Regions from separate parts of the Homo sapiens genome. Here region 2 is linked to region 1. A link is a loop called in an ENCODE intact Hi-C map of the cell type or tissue named here. Cell type or tissue: heart right ventricle. All regions are shown on one strand. Each heading gives the region's core, and the rest is flanking DNA. Links, peaks and the distances in the headings are about the cores only.

Region 1 (10,664 bases), core at 2,005-7,004:
GAATTAGTGAAAATAAATGGATATTAGCCATACCTCCTGAGACAAACTCAAGCAGTGTGTGTGTGTTTTTAACTATCACATTGGTTGACCCTCTACCAGTCAACAAAAAATGTTCTCTTTTAGACTGTGCTGCAAGGATCAGATCTTCTGCTCTTTGACCATGGCATTTGTAACTAGTTGTTTTTGTCATATGATCTTAGAAACAGTAAGAAGGGAGTAGCCTTACAAATCAATAAGTGCTAACCTGCCTAAAAATAGAAATGGCTGGAGGAAAGCAGAGATAGGTAAGGAGGGGGAAGTGTCCTAGATGAATACAAGAAAATAACTAAGCAAATGATTTCAAATTTTATCTAGGGGCCAGGTACAGTATCTCATGCCTGCAATCCCGGCACTTTGGGAGGCCAAGGCAGGAGGATCACTTGAGGCCAGGAGTTTGAGACAGCCTGGGCAACATAGTGAAACCCCATCTCTAAAAAAAAAAAAATTAGCTACTTGGGAAGCTGAGGCAGGTGATTCTTTAACCCAGGAGTTTGACGTTATAGTGAGCTATGATTGCACCATTGCACTGCAGTCTGGGTGACAGAGTAAGACCCTGCCTCTAAAAAAAATTATCTAAAGCCTATATGCTTTCAAAGCATTCAGGGAAGTGTACTTTTAGCAGATGGAGGAACTAGGAGTTGGCATGTGCAAATGACAGCCTTAGGCTCAGGACCGATAACAGACATGTATCTATTGAATGACCCCTTGCATGACCTTGAGAATGATAGAGGCCTTCATCTTTAAGAGTTTATAAGAAAAGAAAGAATAGGCAAGTGATATAAACAATTTCTATACAGATTCAGGGCTAGAAGGAAAGCTAGAAAAATTGTCTAAAAATCCAGCCAAATGCCAACCTAAATAGTTACAGAGAATTTTGTAATTTGTCTGTTAGAAATGATCTCATCTTCATGTTCCTATTCTTAAGAGGTGCTTCTATCAGGTGTGGAGGCTCATGCCTGTAGTCCCAGTTACTGGGAAGGCCGAAGTGGGAGGGTTGCTTGAGGCTAGGAGTTTGTGAATAGCCTGGGCAACATAATGATACCCCATCTCTTAAAGAAAAAAGAGATATATCTTATTCCATTTTCATGTCCCTTTCCTGATGCTGTTGCCTTTTTGGGAAGGCATGGAGGAGTGAGGGAGAAGATTAGGAGATGGCTAGGAGTGAGAGTCAGGGGTATGGGGGATTGGGGGACAACAAAGATAGTAGTAAATTCTAGGCAGGAGGAATAACAAGATCTTCTTTCATCACAGCTGCACACTAGAGGACTATTGATTAGGAAGGATGTTTTTCTTGGGGTTAAAACAACGTTTTGAAAATATCCCTGGGCTACTTTTTCAGGATGAAAAGTATTTTATATCATGTCTTTGGGCTGAACTGTTTGAATTCATGAACTGGTCTGAATGGATGATACCGGATACTGAATCAGTAGACAGTTCTTGGATATGGTTTTAATCACATCATAAATATATACCTTGGCTTATCCACAGACCTCTAATTATTTGACATAACTATTGTAGGTGGAATAATGGTCCCCCAAAGATGCCCACATCCTAGTTCCTGGAACCTGTCAGAGAAGATGATGTCAGAATAGAAGCAGAGGTTGAGGTGCTGTGGAAGGGCTCATGAGCCAGGCAGCCTCTAGACACTGGGAAAGGCAAGGAATGAATTCTCCCCTGGAGCCTGTAGGAATGCAGGTCTGCTGGCTCCTTGATTTGAGTCTAGTGAAACACATTTTGGACTCTATTTATTTATTTATTTTTGAGACAGAGTTTCTCTCTGTTGCCCAGGCTGGAGTACAGTGGCGTGATCTCGGCTCACTGCAACCTCTGCCTCCTGGGTTCGGGTGATTCTCGTGCACCACCAAGCCCGGCTAAGTTTTGTATTTTTAGTAGAGATGGGATTTTGCCATGATGACCAGGCTGGTTTTGAACTCTTGGCCTCAAGTGATCAGCCTGCCTCGGCCTCCCAAAGTGCTGGGATTACAGGCGTGACCCACTGTGACATTTTGGACTTTTGACCTCCAAAATTATAAGATAATAATAAGTTGTGGTAATTTGTTACAGAAGCAGTAGAAAATGAATAGAGACTTTATCTTATAAAATACTTACTAAATAAATGTTATTAAGTCAATGATGTTTGGGAGAGAGGACCTCCTTTCCCTTGACGTAATATTTCCATGTGACGGAAATCACTTAGGGTCAACACACTTGGCTTGAATGCCCCCAGTGGAGTGAGAGAATCATCTGATTGGTAAATCTGGGAGCAGTAACTGGGTATGCATTGCTCAGCACCTTCCCCTTTCTCTTTGGGTTTGTCTGCAGAGAGCTTGTTGAAGCTTAGGCTTGTGTTCCTCTCTCAGGAAAAACACTATTTCTAGAATTGAGACTGTGAAAAATTCTTTTCTATGGGTTTTTGTAAAGAGAAGACTTACAATAATGTAGTGAACAAGGTTCTAAATGTGATCTTGAGTAACTATGGCTATATACTTCAGAAGCCATTTCTTACAATGTCCTTCAGTTTAAGGAAGTGGTACAATAAAACATACTTCTTTTCTTTACACTTAATAATTATGTATTGAGAATCTACTATGGACCAGGGGCAAAGCTGGGTGCTAGGGCATCCATGGGTGAAGAAAACAGAATTATCCTTGCCTTCAGGGAGCTTATAGTTTGGAAGGGGAGCCAGATACTGTACAAATAACCCCTTGCTAGGAAAATATAAAACAGGACTCAAGGGGAATGTAAAACAGGAGGCTCAGTTGATTTTTTTAACTTTTTAATTTTTTAAATTAATTAATTAATTATTTATTTTTGAGACGGAGTTTCACTTGTTGCCCAGGCTGGAGTGCAATGGTGAAATCTTGGCTCACTGCAGCCACTCCCTCTCAGGTTCAAGCGATTCTTCTGCCTGAGCCTCCTAAGTAGCTGGGATTACAGGCACCTGCCATCACGCCCAGCTAATTTTTTGTATTTTTGGTAGAGATGGGGTTTCTCCATATTGGCGAGGCTGATCTGGAACTCCTGACCTCAAGTGATCTGCCTACCTTGGTCTCCCAAAGTGCTGGAATTACAGGTGTGAGCCACCGCACCCAGCCTCTAGAGGCTCACTTTAGATTAGGGGTCAGGGACAACCCCTTTGAAGAAGTGACATTGAAACTGAGCCCTGAGCAGTAAGTTGAGTGTGCAAGCACAGTGTTTGTGTGCATAGTGGAAAAAAGTCCTGGTGTATTTGTGTGTGTGTGTATGGGGGGACATTCTAGGCAGAGGAAAAAACACATACAGAGGTCCTGAGATGGGAAAGATGTGAGGCCAGGCGCAGTAGCTCACGCTTGTAATCCCAGCACTTTGGGGAGGCCAAGGTGGGCAGATCGCTTGAGCCTAAGAGTTTGAGACCAGCTTGGGCAACATGGCAAAACCCTATCTCTACAAAAATTACAAAGATTAGCAGGGCGTGGTGGCATGTACCTGTAGTTCCAGCTGCTCAGGAGGTGGGAGGATCACTTGAGCCTGGGTGGTTAAGGCTGCAGTGAGCCATGTTCGGGCCACTGTACTCCAGCCTGGATGACAGAGTGAGGCCCTGTCTCAAACAAAACAAAACAAACAAACAAAAAGAAAGGTCAATATGGCTGGAGTGTAGTGAATGAGGGGAGTAAGCAGATAATGGCCTGCAGAGCTTTTATATTTTATAGCTTGGGAGCATATTACAGTGGCCCAGGGAAAAGATGATGGTAGCTTAGACCAGGTGGTAGCAGTAGAGATGTGGGAGATGTGTCTAGCTGGGGCAAAAGCATGCACAAATGGGTGACTTGCTGTCCATGTGGAGAACATTTCCCCCTATTTCCAAATTTGATTTAATCCTGGGTCAACTTTAACTGTTTCCTAACTGGCTACAGCATTTAAATTTGTTGCTTGTGCAAATTTGACATGCTTCCTAGGAGACATTATCTTTGTCTCTAACGTGGTTCTACTAAGAGCAGTGGTTCTTAACCTTGGTTGCACCCTGGACCAATTACAACAGAATCTATCGATATCCAGGCATTGATGTTTTGGGGTTGAGACCTAGGTATTCATATTTCTTAAAGCTCCCCAAGTGGCCGAGGATGAGAACCACTGACTTAGAGCATTAGATTGATGAGGTATAACATATAAGCTTAGAAATAAATCCAGCATTCAAGGTGGAAAACAAGATTGAGAAGGAATATTTCTACTAACATGAGGTTCAAATGGAGCTATTTTCAGTTTTCTCTAACTAGGTCCACTTGTTAATCAAAATTAAATTATGATTAAATGAGAAAACTAATATCCTTGCAAACACTTGAACTTTCAGCAGCTCTTGTCAAATTTATCTGAGACCCTGAACTTCATAAATAAAGGTGAATTCTTAGGCACTGCATGAGTCAAGGCGTAGACTAATTGGACACAAAAGGTTTCACCTCTAAATCACTGCCAGAGGCCAGCAGTGTTGAGCATATGCTGGCTGCTCGGTGGTAGTTTTTAACAGAACACTTGGACTGCATCCTGTTGCTGTGGGAAGATTCCCAAGACTATGCACTTGTTAGCCCTCATCTATCAGAAATGATTCATGTGTGTGTAGGGTTGGTGAGTTCCCATTATTCTGCCAACTCTTTAGAAGCTTTTTGCTCTGTAAGGACAGGGACTTCAGTGGACATGTCTTGTTCCTTCCAGCATCAATTTCATGCCTTCTTTTCTTTCCTAGAAGTGCCCTGAGCTTCTCAGCCATATGCAGTGGGCTCTGACTGTTTGCAAGAATGGGCTCTGATGAGTTTAAACCTGTTGTATATCCCATGTCCTTGATCACATTGATTGCTTAGGCACTGGTACATGACCTGAGTCAGACCAATTGGGACCAACAATACTCAAGTCTAGGTCCTTTCTTTGAGTGAGGGTGGAGATGCGGGGGAAGTGGGGAATGGTTCCTCTTTCTGACTAGTAGTGCATAAGTAAGGAGGCAGCTCCAGGAGCTGCTGGGAGCCATCTGGGAACTGTGAAAAGAAATCTATCTGAGAATGGAAGCAACCCTGAGAAGGCAGGGCTGAAAGATGTCATATGAGTGATGTTTAAAGCTTCATCTGAAGCTAGGACTAACCCTGTAACTTGTAGTGTTAAAGGGACTGTGTCTGCCTTGTTCATTCTGTGGCTCCACCATGCCAATAAATGTTTGTTAAATAAATGAATGGTAAACAGAGGAAAGACAGCAATGTTAGGAAATATAAATCAGTATTGAGTTTATATAATTGCAGAAGAAAAGACCATTCTATTAAGGGCCAAATTCCCATCATTTTTTCTGTCTCTGAAATCTACTCGAAATAGTAAAATATGGAATTCCCTTCTGGATACCTTAGAATGACAAAGGGAGCTAAAATGGAAAAGAGCTATAATAAATAATAAATCTGGCAGTGGAATGGATGGGAGGGAGCAAATTCTTTTTTCCATAACACTGGTATCTAGGGAAGTCTGACTCAGATTTAAGGCATGTAAGTCAAGGAGTTCCAAAACTTGAGTATTTTATTATTTCTTTAGCTCTACAAATGTTCCACTTCTTTTAGTTGCATTTGCCTTGACATAAATTATCAAAATTTTGCCCCCATTTGAATTTATAGAATTACTGTATTATAAAAGAAAATATGTATATGTTTTGATACACTACTCAAGACTAACACACCTAGTCAAAGATCCATATCTTAATTTATTAATATGATACTTAATATGGTTTGGCCGTGTCCCCACCCAAATCTCATCTTGAACTGTAGCTCCCACAATTCCCACATGTTGTGAGAGGGACCCAGTGGGTGATAATTGATTTATGGGGGCAGTTTCCCCCATACTGTTTTCATGGTAGTGAATAAGTCTCATGAGATCTGATGGTTTTATAAGGCGTTTCCCTTTTCACTTGGCTCTTATTCTCTGTCTTGCCTGCTGCCATGTAAAACATGCCCTTTGCCTTCTGCCATGATTGTGAGGCCTCCCCGGTTAGTGGAACGGTGAGTCCATTAAACCTCTTTTTCTTTTTAAATTACCCAGTCTTGGGTATGTCTTTATTAGCAGCATGAAAACAGACTAATACAATACTTGATTAGGGGCTATACATTATATGAGGAATTTATCTTATTTCACACATAACCAATAGGTGAGAAGAAGGCAAAACAGATCCTACCAAAAGCCATGATGATGCCCCTATCATTATTCTACCCAAGGGCACATTCAAATATGAGAAGGAGACAATTTACTTTCATAAGTGGGAATAAGGATAGTTTGCATTTGTTAATAGAAACTTAGTAGTCTCTTCCAAGAGAATTTACAATGAAAATGTCCATCATTTCTTCTAAGATTATAGTTTCTTTATTTTTTCTGTATATTTTTTTTCACCTACTCACTAGAACACACTAGATTGTAGGGCTACAGGAAAGAGAAAAGTAGAAATGGAAGAATGATGAAAAGAGGGTAGCCTGAAAAGAAAGGTTTTAATTTCAAATTCCATGCTTTGAAAGCTCAGATACATTTGGTGAGCAGGGAAACACCACTGGAGGTGCTGTTCTAGAAGGCTGTTCTTCCAAGTTCATTGCTTAAGGGACTTGTTGAGGGTCAAAAGAGCCCACATACTACTTACTGTTTACACTGAGAAAACTTGTGTATTATTTCAACACAATTCTACCAACTTTTTCTTAGTCTTTGCTCTGGCTACTCCATTCTTCATTCTTCACCCAAGATCAAGGCCAAGATTCCTTTCTCTCCTAGAAGCCTCCCAGCCTAGCTCCATGTCTTTCTGATTCCAGACTTGTTCTGAATCCCCTTCCAGTTCTGTCTCAAAATCTGTAAAATGGAGCTGGGTAAGAATGTGGGGAACAGTTAAAATGGATTAATGAATTAATGAATTAAAGCCCTATTTCCACTAAGGGCTGACTCTGAAGCCCCCTCTCATAAACCTGTAAACAGGTTGTGATCTAGTTTGTCAAGCTGAATTTGGAACCTGGAATATATTTAGCTGCCCACCCTCCATTCCTCGTCACTTCTACGTTTAGATTCCTAGGCTGGCTCACAATAGTGCACAGTAAAGCTGACTTCTTATAAATATATAGCAAAACAGAAGGTTTTCTTACTCTACATACTGTTACCTTGAAAAAATTGTGAAAATTTTATTTTCAATCCTAGTGGTCAAAGAAAAACAAGGTGCAAGAAATAGGAGGAGAGAGAGAATCATATGAATAATAGCTAATGTTCATGGCATGCTTACCTTGTAGGCACTGTACCAAGTGCTTTATGTGAATTATCTCATTAATTTCTTACTTTAATAGTACAGGAAAAAAAGAGTCTCAGGTTTTGTAATTTTTCCAAGAACACAGTAGTGGTAAGAGTTGGAGCTGAGAATAGAACACCAGTTTGTCTGGTTTCAAAGTCCAGGCTTTACCTACGATGTGGTTTTTATAGAGATTCCGAAGAAAACCTCTGGATGCTTATTATTATTAAGCCCAATTTCCCTGAACACTCTAGACTTTTAATTTTTATCTTTGTTTTTGTTGTAGGTTGTGCTGTTTACTTATACATGAAATGGGAGGGAAAAGAAATTGCCTGAGATTAAGAGAGAAATATTTCCAAGACTGTAGTGAAAGGTAGTGGGTTAGAAATGAGTGGTGAGTAGAGAGGATGTGAGAGAGAGGAGGGAGAAAGTGAGTAGTTAAGAAGGTGATGGGAACCAGACATGGGGTTGTGCCCTTCTCTGGAGCTTGGCCCAGCAACCTGGGTTGTTGCCAGGAGACAGCTGGGGTGGAGGAGGGGAATCAGGAGACTCCTAAGCCGGGTCTTTGAAACACCAGGAATCCTTGCACTATGGAGTCTCCTTTGGGTTTATGACAAGGTCATAAATCATCTAATAATAACATCCATTACCTGATTAATAGGTGACAGAGCCAGGATTAGAATTCAGGTCTGTGTGAATTCAAAGCTTGGGCTCTAATCACCCCCTTCTTCTGATGACTCTGATGGCCTGGGCCACTGCACCTGTGGACGTCTTCTATCGAGTAGCATCCATGGTTAGTTAAGGATTTTTGCAGTGTCCCAGACCCTTCAGTTTGTAAGCATTTACCAACAAAGAGATCATAGTTCCAGATTTATACATTGGTCTAAGATCAGATTTGTACAGTTATAACCCCTCCACTCCCCTTTTTTTCTTTTTTTGAGACAGGGTCTTGCTCTGTCATCCTGGAGTACAGTGGCACAATCATAGCTCACTGCGGTCTCAAACTCCTGGGCTTAAGTGATCCTCCCTCCTCAGCCCCCTGCCAGGTAGCTAGGATTACAGTCATGTATCACCATGTCTGGCTAATTTTTAAATTTTTAATAGAGATGGGGTCTTGCTATGTTGCATGGTGTCCATGGTGGTCTCAAACTCCTGGCCTCAAGTCATTCTCCTGCCTCCTCAGCCTCCTAAAGTATGGGATTACAGGTGTGAGCCAGTGCACCCGGCCAAGAGAATTTTTTAAATAGTATACCCTGTGTATTGATGTAGTCAGTTGTGTTTTCTGCCTTTTTTTTTTAATGAAGCAAGACAATCTTGAACATCTTTTCTATTATGAGTTTGTATGTGATAACTAAAATGTAGTAATGCTCAGACACAACAGCACTGAAAGAGTTGAAGTTGCTTCAGTACCCTGATGCTTACAGAGTTTTTTAGAACAAGATGGAAACACTTTGGGTTTAATATTTCCAAATATATGATTGAGGATGAGGGAATGTTTGGATTTTAGTTATTCAGCAACTTCTACAGTTAAAGACAGTGATATGCAGAGAGGGTCATATAGCCAGCAAGCCCTGGACACTGTGTGTAAATTCATGTTTGTTGAACTCCAAAGCTCATACAGTTTTCAATATGCTGTGCTGCTTTTGGAGTGTGTGAACACACGTGTGTACACACAAATACCCATGTGTGAGTGGACACAATCAGAGACAAGAATAATGACATCAAAACTAAGCCTTTGCCTACCTGAGAACTCCTTTATTTATTTGTTGAAAATTAATTTTTAAGTAGTTCTATGACCTTGGGCAAATTATTTAATGTATTTCAGTCTCAGTTTTCTTGTTTTTGAAATTGGTATCTTAATACTTTTGTGTTATTCTTGCAAGGATTAGAGATAATGTGTCTAAATATCACTAATGTAATGCTTGAGATTTGATGGGTGTTTAAAAATGGTAGCCATTACTAATTTTCAAAGATGACAATTTTCAACAGAACGTTACCCTTTTTGTTTTGTTTTAGACAGAGTTTTGCTCTTGTTGCCCAGGCTAGAGTGCAATGGCGTGATCTCGGCTCACCACAACCTTTGCCTCCCGAGTTCAAGCGATTCTGCTGCCTCAGCCTTCCCAAGTATCTGGGATTACAGGTATGTGCCACCACGCCTGGCTAATTTTTTTTTTTTTTTGTATTTTTAGTAGAGATGGTGTTTCTCCATGTTGGTCAGGCTGGTCTCGAACTCTTGACCTCAGGTGATCTGCCTGCCTCAGCCTCCCAAAGTGCTGGGATTACATGCATGAGCCACCACACCCGGCCAGAACATTACCTTTTTTTGATAATGTTCTCAATAGCTTCACAAACAACAATAATAGCAACAATAGCAGCTAAAATTTATTGCCTTCTTGCAATATGCCAACTGCCAACAAATTTTTCTGAGCATGTTGTATCGTACGTCTTCCTCCCAACAAATCTATGAAGTCGAAGCTCTATCATCCCTGTGTTGGAACTAATAAGACTGAAGATGAGAAGTAAATAGAATCATCTGTTTCAGAAATGAATGTCGTACATGTTCTGAGTAGGAATATGTACTGTTAATCAATTGATGTTAGTCAGTTATAGAAGGTCATCTATAAAGTATGCTTTTCATCATGTCAATCTTTTGGCATCACATCAGAAAGAGTGCCTTTTGCACAATTACGCAAATGACTGCTGCTTGCCTTGGAAGAGAGTGTATGACCTCTCATAGCCCAATTAAAAAAAAAGTTCACCATTCCAGAGTAGTTACTGCTATTGTTGTATTACGCATAACGTGTTTAAAGGAGTCATGAGTTAAGCCTTCCTCACTCTCTGAGGAGTTGTTTCATGGCAATGCTTTTTAGGATGTCCTTGCCGTTTAGACTTAAAATATGGTGTTGGTCATGGGGTTAACTCCTCTTTGGTGCATTAGAAATGTCAAGTTTTGGCCGGGCGTGGTGGCTTATGCCTGTAATCCTGGCACTTCGGGAAGCCAAGGTGGGTGGATCACCTGAGGTCAGGAGTTTGAGACCATCCTGGCCAACATGGGGAAACCCCGTCTCTACTAAAAATACAAAAATTAGCCAGGCATGGTGGCGGGTGCCTGTAATCCCAGCTACTCGGGAGGCTGAGGCAGGAGAATCGCTTGAGCCCAGGAGGTGGAGGTTGCAGTGAGCTGAGATCACGCCACTGTACTCCAGCCTGGGTGACAGAGCAAGAGTCTATCTCAACAACAACAACAAAAAAGAAATGTCAAGTTTTATATCCTTATGCCATTCCAAACAGCATGGGAATAGGAGCAGCTAGTTTTGGTTCTTCACTCCAACTGAAACACCAGTTAATAATGACACCAGCTGGGTTACCT
Region 2 (10,664 bases), core at 3,082-8,081, 52 kb before region 1:
TATAGTTTCAGGTCTTAGGTTTAAGTCCTTAATCCATCTTGAGTTGATTTTTGTGTGAGATGAGGATCCAGTCTCATTCTCCTACATTTGACTAGCCAATTATCCCAGCACCATTTGTTGAAAAGGGTGTCCTTTCTCCACTTTATGTTTTTGTTTGCTTTGTTGAAGGTCAGTTGGCTGTAAGTATTTGGGTTTATTTCTGGGTTCTCTATTCTGTCCTCTTGGTCTTTGTGCCTATTTTTGCACCAGTACCACGCTGTTTTGGTGACTATGGCCTTACAGTAGAGTTTGAGATCAGATAGTTGCTTCTGTCTCACAGCTCTTAAGATTTTTTTCCTCCGTCTTAACTTTGGATAACCTGATGACAATGTACCTAGGTGAGATAGTTGAGATCAGACACCTCCAGATTTGTTCTTTTTGCTTAGTCTTGCTTTGGCTATGCGGGCTCTGTTTTGGTTCCATATGAATTTTAGAATGGTTTTTTCTAATTCTGTGAAGAGTGATGGTGGTATTTTGATGGGGATTGCATTGAATTTGTAGATTGCTTTTGGCAGTATGGTCATTTTCACACTATTGAGTCTACCCATCCATGAGCATGGGATGTGTTTCCATTTTTTTGTGTCATCTATGATTTCTTTCAGCAGTGTTTTGTAGTTTTCCTTGTAGAGGTCTTTCGAATCCTTTGTTAGGTATATTCCTAAGTTTCCTTTTTTTTTTCTTTCTTTTGCAGCTATTGTAAAAGGGGTTGAGTTTTTTATTTGATTCTCCACTTGGTCGCTGTTGGTGTATAGAAGAGCTACTGACTAGTGTACATTAATCTTGTATCTGGAAACTTTGCTGAATTTTTTTTATCAGTTCTAGGAACTTTCTGGAGGAGGACTTAGGGTTTTCAAGGTAAACAATCATATCGTCAGCAAACAGTGACAGTTTGACTTCCTCTTTACCGATTTGGATGCCCTTTATTTTTTCTCTTGTCTGATTGCTCTGGCTAGGACTTCCAGTGCTGTGTTGAAGAGGAGTGGTGAGAGTGGGCGTCCTTGTCTTTTTCCAGTTCTCAGAGGGAATGCTTTCAACTTTTCCCCATTCAGTATTATGTTGGCTGTGAGTTTGTCATAGATGGCTTTTATTACATTAAGGCATGTCCCTTTTATGCTGATTTTGCTGAGAGTTTTAATCGTAAAGTGATTCTGAATTTTGCTGAATGCTTTTTCTGCATCTATTGAGATGATCATGTGATTTTTGTTTTTAATTCTGTTTATGTGGTGTATCACATTTATTGACTTGTGTATATTAAACCATCCCTCGTATGAAACCCACTTGATCATTGTGGATTACCTTTTTGATAATCTTTTTGTTGGATTCAGTTAGCAAGTATTTTGTTAAGGATCTTAGCATCTACATTCATCAAGGATATCGGTCTGTAGTTTAGTTTTTTGGTTAGGTCCTTTCTTGGTTTTGGTATTAGGGTGATGTTGGCTTCATTGAATGAATTATGGAGGGTTCCTTCTTTCTCTATCTTGTGGAATACCGTCAAAAGGATTGGTACCAATTTTTTGAATGTCTGGTAGAATTCTGCTGTGAATCCATTTGGTCCTGTACTTTTTTTGTTGGTAATTTTTAGATTACCATTTATTTCAGTCTTGCTGCTTGTTGTTGGTCTGTTCAGGGTATCTAATTCTTTGGTGATTTACCTAGGAGGGTTGTATTTTTCCAGGAATTTATCCATCTCTTCTAGGTTTTCTAGTTTATGTGAGTAAAGGTGTTCATAGTAGCCTTGAATGATCTTTTGTATTTCAGTGGTGTCAGTTGTAATATCTCCTGTTTTGTTTCTTAGTGAGGTTATTTGGATTTTTTCTCTTCCTTCTTGGTTAATCTTGCTAATGGTCTATCAATTTTATTTATCTTTTCAAAGAACCTGCTTTTTGTTTCATTTATCTTTTGTATTTATTTTTGTTTCAATTTCATTTAGTTCTGCTCTGGCCTTGGTTATTTCCTTTCTTCTGCGGGGTTTGAGTTTGGTTTGTTCTTGTTTCTCTAGTTCCTTGAGGTGTGACCTTAGAATGTCAGTTTGTGCTGTTTCAGTCTTTGTGATGAAGGCGTTTAGGGCTATGAACTTTCCTCTTAGCACTGCCTTTGCTGTATCCCAGAGGTTTTGATAGGTTGTGTCATTATTGTCGTTCAGTTTGAAGAATTTTTAAATTTCAATGTTGATTTCGTTTTTGACCCAACGCTCATTCAGGAGAAGGTTATTTAATTTCCATGTATTTTCATGGTTTTGAAGCTTCCTTTTGGAGTTGATTTCCAGTTTTATTCCACTGTGGTCTGGGAGAGTGCTTGATATAATTTCAATTTTCTTAAATTTATTGAGGCTTGTTTTATGGCCTATCATATGGTCGATCTTGGAGAAAGTTCCATGCACTGTTGAATAGAATGCGTATTCTGTGGTTATTGGATGGTAATGTTCTGTATATATCTGTGAAGTCCATTTGTTCCAAGGTATAGTTTAAATCTATTGTTTCTTTGTTAACTTTCTGTCTTGATGACCTGTCTAGTGCTGTTAGTAGAGTACTGAAGTCCCCACTATTATTGTGTTGCTGTCTATCTCATTTCTTAAGTTCATTAGTAATTGTCTTATAAATTTGGGAGCTCCAGTGTTAGGTGCATATATGTTTAGAATTGTGATATTTTCCTGTTGGACAAGGCCTTTTACCATTATATAATGTCCCTCTTTGTCTCTTTTAACTGCTGTGGCTTTAAAGTTTGTTTTTCTGATATAAGAATTGCTACTCCTGCTCACTTTTGGTGTCCATTTTCATGAAATGCCTTTTTCCTCCCCTTTACTTTAAGTTTATGTGAGTCCTTATGTGCTAGGTGAGTCTCCTGAAGGCAGTAGATGGTTGGTGAGTTCTTATCCATTCTGTGGTTCCATATCTTTTAAATGGAGCATTTAGGCCATTTACATTCGATGTTAGTATTGAAATGTGAGGTACTGTTGCATTCATCATGCTCTTTGTTGCCTGTCTACTTTGTTTTTTTTTTTTGTTTTGTTTTTGCTTTTTAACTTGTATTTTTGCTTTACAGGTCTTGTGTGGTTTATGCTTTAAAGAGGTTCTGCTTTGATGTGTTTCCAGGATTTGTTTCAAGATTTAGAGCTCCTTTTAGCATAGCAATTCTTGTAGTGGTGGCTTGGTAATGGCGAATTCTCTCAGCATTTATTTGTCTGAAAATGACTGTATCTTTGCTTCATATATGATGCTTAGTTTCGCTGGATACAAAATCCTTGGCTGATAATTGTTTTGTTTGAGGAGGCTGAAGATAGGGCCCCAATCTCTTCTAGCTTGTAGGGTTTCTGCTGAGAAATCTGCTGTTAATCTGATAGGTGCTTCTGTGTCACAGCTCTTAACATTTTTTTCCTTCGTCTTAACTTTGGATAACCTGATGGCAATGTACCTAGGTGAAGATTTTTTTTTTTTTTTTTTTTGAAATGGAGTCTTGCTCTGTCGCCCAGGCTGCAGTGCAGTGGCGCAATCTCGGCTCACTGCAAGCTCTGCCTCCCGGGTTCACACCATTCTCCTGTCTCAGCCTCCCAAGTAGCTGGGACTACAGGTGCCCGCCACCACACCTGGCTAATTTTCTTTTGTATTTTTATTAGAGATGGAGTTTCACTGTGTTAGCCAGGATGGTCTCGATCTCCTGACCTCATGATCTGCCTGCCTCGGCCTCCCAAAGTGCTGGAATTACAGGTGAAGATCTTTTTGTTATGAATTTCCTGGATGTTCTTTGTGCTTCTTGTATTTGGATGTCTAGGTCTCTAGCATGACCAGGGAAGTTTGCATCGATTATTCCCACAAGTATGTTTTCCAAGCTTTTAGAATTACCTTCTTCTTCAGGAATACCAATTATTCTTAGGTTTGGTTGTTTAACATAATCCCAGCCATCTTGGAGGCTTTGTTCATATTTTCTTATTCTTTTTTCTTTGTCTTTGTTGGATTGGGTTAATTCGAACACCTTGTCTTTGAGCTCTGAATTTCTTTCTTCTACTTGTCTATATGTGGTGTTTTCTGCCTGGAATAAATTTTCTCTCTCTCTCTCTCTCTCTCTCTCCCCACCACCCCCAATAGCTAACTAGAATCACCTCTCAAGGAAATCTCGCCTCCATGAAGGTTCTTAGCTTTGGTGGTTTAATGTTCTATTTTTGTGCTGGTCGGCCTCCTGCCAGGAGGTGGTACTTTCCAGAGAGCATCAGCTATAGTATTATGGGGATGACTGGTGGGGGGCAGGGCCCTAGAACTCCCAAGATTATATGCCCTTTATCGTCTGCTACCAGGGTGGGTAGGGAAGGACCATCAGGTGGGGGCAGGGCTAGGCATGTCTGAGCTCAGACTCTTGGTCAGGTCTTGCTGCTGCTGCTGCTGTGGGGGATGGGGGTGAGATTCCCAGGCCACTGGAGTTGTGTACCCAGGAGGATTATGGCTGCCTCTGCTGTGTCTTGCCGGTTGTCAGGGAAGTGGGGGAAAGTCAGCCGTCACAGGCCTCATGCAGCTCCCACGCAAACCAAACAATCTGTCTCACTCCCACCGTGCCCTCCCACCCAACAGCCCCCCAGACCGTTTCCAGGCAGAGGGGAATCTGGGCTTGAAAACCTGCCCCAGGCTATCTGCCTCCCAGCTTCCAAAGAAAAGGGCTTGGTTCTTCCCCGGCCTGTGGAGTCTGGACACCGGATTTGCGTCTTCCCCTGAGTTCTGGCCAGGAGGCTTCTCACAGAGTCCAAACTGTTACAAAGTTCAGCTAGACAATTCCTTCTTCCTGTGGAGTTTTACCCCCTGCTCCTCTGGCCACCCTCCTGATGGATCCCTGTGGTGCCATGCAGGAATGGGCTGCTTGGGGACCCAGCGAGCTCCCAGGGCCTTTCTGCTTCTTCCTGTACCCCTGTATTTCCCTTGGCTTTCCAAATTGACTCAGCTTCTGGTAAAGTTGGAAACTTTTCCAGCAAACAGACCTTCATCTTCTCCAGTGCAGGTGTGTGTTCAGGAGAGGAGGGTTTCCCTTTCCCCCTTCCACAGTTGGGGCACTCACAGTTTTGGGGGGGTCTCCTGGGTCCTGCAGGAGCAGTCCGCTTCATTCAGAGGGTCTGTTAGAATCAGAAGTGTGTTACTTTGTAGCTAATAAATGGTAAAAAGGGGAATTTCCTGGAATTTTATTTTTCAGTGGGAGCTTTTTAATTTTGAAACAGTGTTTCTCTCTGTCACCAAGGCTGGGGTGCAGTAGCACGATCTTGGCTCAATGCAGCCTTGACTTCCCAGGCTCAAGGCTCAGGCAATCCGTTGGTTTAATGAATGGGATTGTCTGGAATTGTATACAGGGAAGTCTAGTAGGCTTAGAGGCTTGTGGTTGTGATCCTAGAGTGTCTGAAGAGGGTACTGAAGCTTTCTGAGCAGGTGATATCTGGGACAAGAACTAGGGAAGGATGAGAAAATAAGGGGAGCAGGTGTAAAGCACTGTAATTGGCAATGTAAGGCAGGGATTTGTCTCCAATGTTAAGAAATGTAGAGGGATTATTCTATTCTCTTTTCCAGGTCCTCATTATCAGAAATAAAGTAAACCTTTCCAAGCTCTTTGGATTTATATTTGACCCTAAGTTCCTCTGGCTGTACAATTTCTTTAGCATACTAAATAATTGAGTTTTTTTAATAAAGGCTTCCTGATACACAAGAACAGTTAGTTATATGCTTTGACCTTGATTGTGAGCCACTGGGGCTTTGGAAAGTCATGCAAAGCCAAAAATACAAACACCTCCTTATCCACGCCCCTGACAACACCAAACAAACAGACATTCGCTAAAAGACAAAAAACATTTTATTTTAATAAAGAATATCAATAATACTAAGAATAGTAGTTTTCTTTTGGTAATTTCAAAGAATTACAAGCAAGGAATAAATGTGACTATCTCCAAGTTGCAAATGTGAGTTAAAATTGTTTGAAAGAGCATTTATTCACTGAAAATAAACTGTACACATACACAATAAGGGATATTGATGAACTATTAATAGTTATTATCTCGAGGAAGTATATACATACAGAATTATGCACTTAAAATAAAAATTTTATCCTGTTAGTTTGCAAGTTCTTTCTACATGAAATGCATGAACAGATCATGCTTTCTTGGTTTTACTGTGTTGCTCACGTAAAGATTATTCAGGTGATGGCTTGGCACGGTGGCTCATGCTTGTGATCCCAGCACTTTGGGAGGCCGAGGCAGGCAGATCACTTGAGATCAGGAGTTCAAGATCAGCCTGGCCAACATGGTGAAACCCTGTCTCTACCAAAAATACAAAAATTAGCCGGCTGTGGTGGCACATGCCTGTAGTCCCAGCTACTTGGGAGGGTGAGGCAGGAGAATCGCTTGAACGTCGGAGGCAGAGGTTGCAGTGAACTGAGATCACACCATTGCACTCCAGCCTGGGCAACAGGGTGAGACTCTGTTTAAAAAAAAAAAAATTTCTTCAGGTGACCCAACATGGAGGAGTGAGCCGTCAAAGTCAGACGATCTAAGCTTCCAGACTGTTTTGAACCTCCCATCTTCCATTTCTTCTTGGAATCTGCATATCAAAATTAAAATATTTTGGGGGACCAGTTTTACTGAGTGGAATTAAACTATCCAGCATTTTAAAATATGTTGGACATGTTTTTAAGAGGAAGATCTTGTTCAGCTTTTGGCTCCTGCTTGAGCAAGCTCAAGGAGCAAATGCTGAAACATCTCCCCACTGCAATGTCAACTCATTAATGAGAAGCAAAGTCCAACTGAATTCAGCTGCAAATTTCAGCATTAACAAAATCTGAGCCAACTTCAGGACAAAGCCGAAAGGAACTAATGTACCATAAATTTACCCATGCCAACCTCTACGCTGCAGACAAGGCAAGGAGAATGTGTGGGTTCTGAGCAAGGGCAGGGCAGGGAGGGTTCTCTCCTTCAGGATGTGATCATTTCAATGTGCCTAATTCAGTAGAAATGTTTTTATTCAAATGAAGAGAGGGCTTTAGTTATCCTGGATGGGGAATTTATTTTACCACTACAGAAAAGGCACTGGGAATTAAACATTTTTAAGATTACAAGTAAATGGATTCTTGGAGGCAAATGGATTGTTGATACCAGTTTTCTCCCATTCATTTTTTTTGAAGAGGATAAAATAGACTTTCCTTTGTGGCCTGGGAAAGGAAGTAGCTGGGGCGGGGTGCCATGCTGTGGCAGGCTGTAGGAAGATAGGCAGGCCCTTGTGGTAGAAGCCCTTTTGGCTGCTTGCATCAGTGGTTACAAGGAAGAAATCAGGGATACATTTGCAATAAAGAGAAATAATCTGCTGGGCACGGTGGCTTACATCTGTAATCCCAGTACTTTGGGAAGCCGAGGCAGGCAGGTCACCTGAGGTCAGGAGTTCGAGACCAGCCTGACCAACATGGAGAAACCTCATCTCTACTAAAAAAAGACAAAATTAGCTGGGCGTGGTGATACATGCCTGTAATCCTAGCTACTTGGGAGGCTGAGACAGGAGAATCGCTTGAGCCCAGGAGATGGAGGTTGCCGTGAGCCGAGATAACGCCATTGAACTCCAGCCTGGGCGATAAGAGTGAAACTCCATCCAAAAAAAAAAAAAAAGAAATAATCTTTGGTAAGATTCTGTTTTGGGATTTGCTGAAACCCAAGAATGTTAGCTGCTTTGGCTAGCTGAGTGGCTCCCAGAGGTGACAGCTGTCCCAGTTTAAAAGCGTGTTTTTTTTTTTTTTGAGATGGAGTCTCACTCTGTCGTCCAGGCTGGAGTGCAGTGGTGCGATCTCGGCTCACTGCAACCCTTGCCTCCTGGGTTCAAGCACTGTCCTGTCTCAGCCTCCCAAGTAGCTGGGACTACAGGCACATGCCACCATGCCCAGCTAATTTTTGTATTTTAGTAGAGATGGGGTTTCGCTGTGTTGGCCAGGCTGGTCTGGAACTCCTCACCTCAGGTGATCTACCCACCTTGGCCTCTCAAAGTGCTGGGATTACAGGCGTGAGCCACTGTGCCTGGCCTTTAAAAGCTTTTCAGTTGAAAGGTAATCTTGGAACACAGGTGGGTTCCAGTTGCTTGGAGCATGAGGAACACCTGATTGAATGTCCTAACGTCAGACGTGTGTCTGCAAGTGGAAAGTGAAGCCTGCTGCAGGAAGAGGGAGGTGGTTGGTGCTTCCTAGAAGGGGTGGGCCTTTAATGACTGCACCTGCACAGTGCTATCAGGTCCTTATTGTGGGACCGAATCACTGACATCCTAATGAAAAAATTAGCTAGGCCATTTGCAGGTACAAGAGCACAGGTGGTCCTTGTGCTCTTTTTTGATTCGTTTGAAGGTAGGTGTGATTTGCCTTCAGGACTTCATCAGCAACAATAGGATTTGAATAAGTGGATAGGCTGCTGTATGTGGTTGTGTACAATTTTTAAAGGGCTCTTGTACACAGGGTGGGGTGTGGGCAGGGAGAACAAAGCATGGTCCCCAGTGATGTTTAGTAAAAATATGTCTAGAAAGTTAATAAAACTCTGGTCTGTGCTTAAGGCAATAACAACATGAGTCTCTGGCATGAATCTGTGTCCTGTTTAGAGGACAGGTTGTTTGTAATCAACCCTTATTCTGTCATCTAGAGTTCCGTGTTTTAAGCAATGAAGACAGAAACTCTATCAAAAGTTTCATGCCTCAGAAATTTGTTTTATCTTTACTTTGTGAGTTTATAAAACTTCATGTACCCTGAATCTTTCTTATGTCTTCGTGGAAAATAATTTTGGGGGAGCACTTTTTTCTCACCCTAATAAACATGAAAAAGACTTTCAGAACAGAAGTACTTTAGATCTAGCAGATCTAGCAAACCAGATGCTGCTTTTCTGCTTTTGATTCTAAAATATGCATATTCCTTTCCTGCAGCTGGGCAGCACATGACAAGAAAAAGAAAAGACTTCTGACAGCCCTTTTATTCATCCAGTAAATGTGAGCAACTCAAATATTAGCCTAAGGAACACTCAAAAGGTAGCATCTGAGAGACAGGCTAAGTTGATGGTTCTTCATTAGGCAGCTATGTGTTTGGATATAAAGACTGATGATGAACTTGGTTGTCTCCGAGACCAGTACTTCCCCTATTTCACTGTGTATACAAATCACTTGGGGGTCCTGTTAAAAATGCAGATTCTGATTCAGTAGGTCTGGGCTGGGCCTGAAATTCCACAGTCCTTGGTAGCTCCCAGGTAATGCTGACGCTGCTGGTTCCCAGGCCACATCTTGAGTCACAAGGGGCTGGACAATTTCTTGTTCTAACAAAGGCCTGGAGAAGGCAATTTTCTGGAATGGCAGATGGAGACACCCTCAGATTTCCCAGAAATATGAACAGAAAAAAGACGATTTAATGACTTAAAAGTCAGAACATGGCACAAAATAAATTGTAATGTTAAAAAATGCATAGAATAGGCTGGGTGCAGTGGCTCACGCCTGTAATCCCAGCATTTTGGGAGGCCAAGGCGGGCGGATCACAAGGTCAGGAAGATTGAGAACATCCTGGCTAATACGGTGAAACCCCGTCTCTACTAAAAATACAAAAAAAAATTAGCTGGGCGTGGTGGCGGGAACCTGTAGTCCCAGCTACTTGGGAGACTGAGGCAGAATGGCGTGAACCTGGGAGGGGAGCTTGCAGTGAGCTGAGATCGTGCCACTGCACTCCAGCCTGGGCGACAGAGCGAGACTCCGTCTCAAAAAAAAAAAAGCATAAAATAATATTCCAATAATTATGACACAGGCACACAGAATCACCATTACATAAGATGCAGATTGTAAGAACGCCATCCCGTGAGCAGGTCAGCCTGCTTCCCTTGACGATCATTTCCTCTGCAGAGATTACATTAGGAGGAACATGAACTGTTGCAATTGGGATAAAATTCTGCTGAGATGTACTTAAACAGTAATTACTGTTTACTCAGAGCAGAAAACAATTTAAACCAGGTGATGAGAAGGATGTAGAATTCATTAGTTTTCTTGCCCACAGCTCCTCTAGGAGAAAAGAATCTGATTGCTTGAAAAAAAATTGATTTAAAAAATGGCAAATGGAGGTAATTTTAGATATGTATTCACAAAGCTGCCCCAAACATACTGCCCTATTCAGAAGTTGTTTCTATTTTTTTTCCCCCAAAGAACTAACATAAGCTCAAAAGATTGAGACAGACTTGCACAGAATCACTGGGAGGCTAAGTGTGCTGAGGTTGCTTCAAGGCATGACTCAGGTGTGGGCCCTGGAGACCCTCTCCTTGTAGAGCCTCACACATCATTTCCCCTGTAACACTGATCAGATTCTGTTTGGCAAAGATCACAGCATATACTGGGAGGCTTGGAGGACATGGCTAAAAATACAGCAAAATTACTCCAGTTATAGTATCATGGAACTTCTGAGTCACTGCAGAACTCATAGAACAAAATGAAATGATCAAAGTAGAACATATTTAAAACACACGCACACACTGAAGCAACCCTAGTTTTTTGACATAATATCCTCTAAGGACAAAAACATAGATTGTGACCAAGACTAATGGTGCAGATTTTACTCTAATTTCCGGTAGTGGAATTTCAAAGCCAAGAACTATTGTTGAACTTGAATCTCACCAT

Evidence for each region. Peaks named below come from ENCODE experiments on the same cell type or tissue, not always from the same donor. Only the 100,000 strongest peaks of a DNase experiment are listed, where the experiment ranks them.
Region 2: a loop joins it to region 1, with 9 times the contacts of the local background. A loop is called at or near these places in 1 of 110 quality-filtered maps.

What each region holds. Positions count from the first base shown.
Region 1 is chr14:63,243,222-63,253,885 of GRCh38, reverse strand. All of the region lies in intron 1 of RHOJ (ras homolog family member J), which reads right to left. Among named protein-coding and RNA genes, the nearest start is that of RHOJ, 44 kb to the right of the region's middle. In heart right ventricle, for the core only: no CTCF peak of the experiment used is centred there; a DNase peak (open chromatin) is centred at 4,553; H3K27ac peaks cover 2,596 bases.
Region 2 is chr14:63,296,157-63,306,820 of GRCh38, reverse strand. No RefSeq gene overlaps it. Among named protein-coding and RNA genes, the nearest start is that of GPHB5, 17 kb to the left of the region's middle. RefSeq lists enhancers at 7,565-8,064, 8,065-8,566. In heart right ventricle, for the core only: no CTCF peak of the experiment used is centred there; no DNase peak of the experiment used is centred there.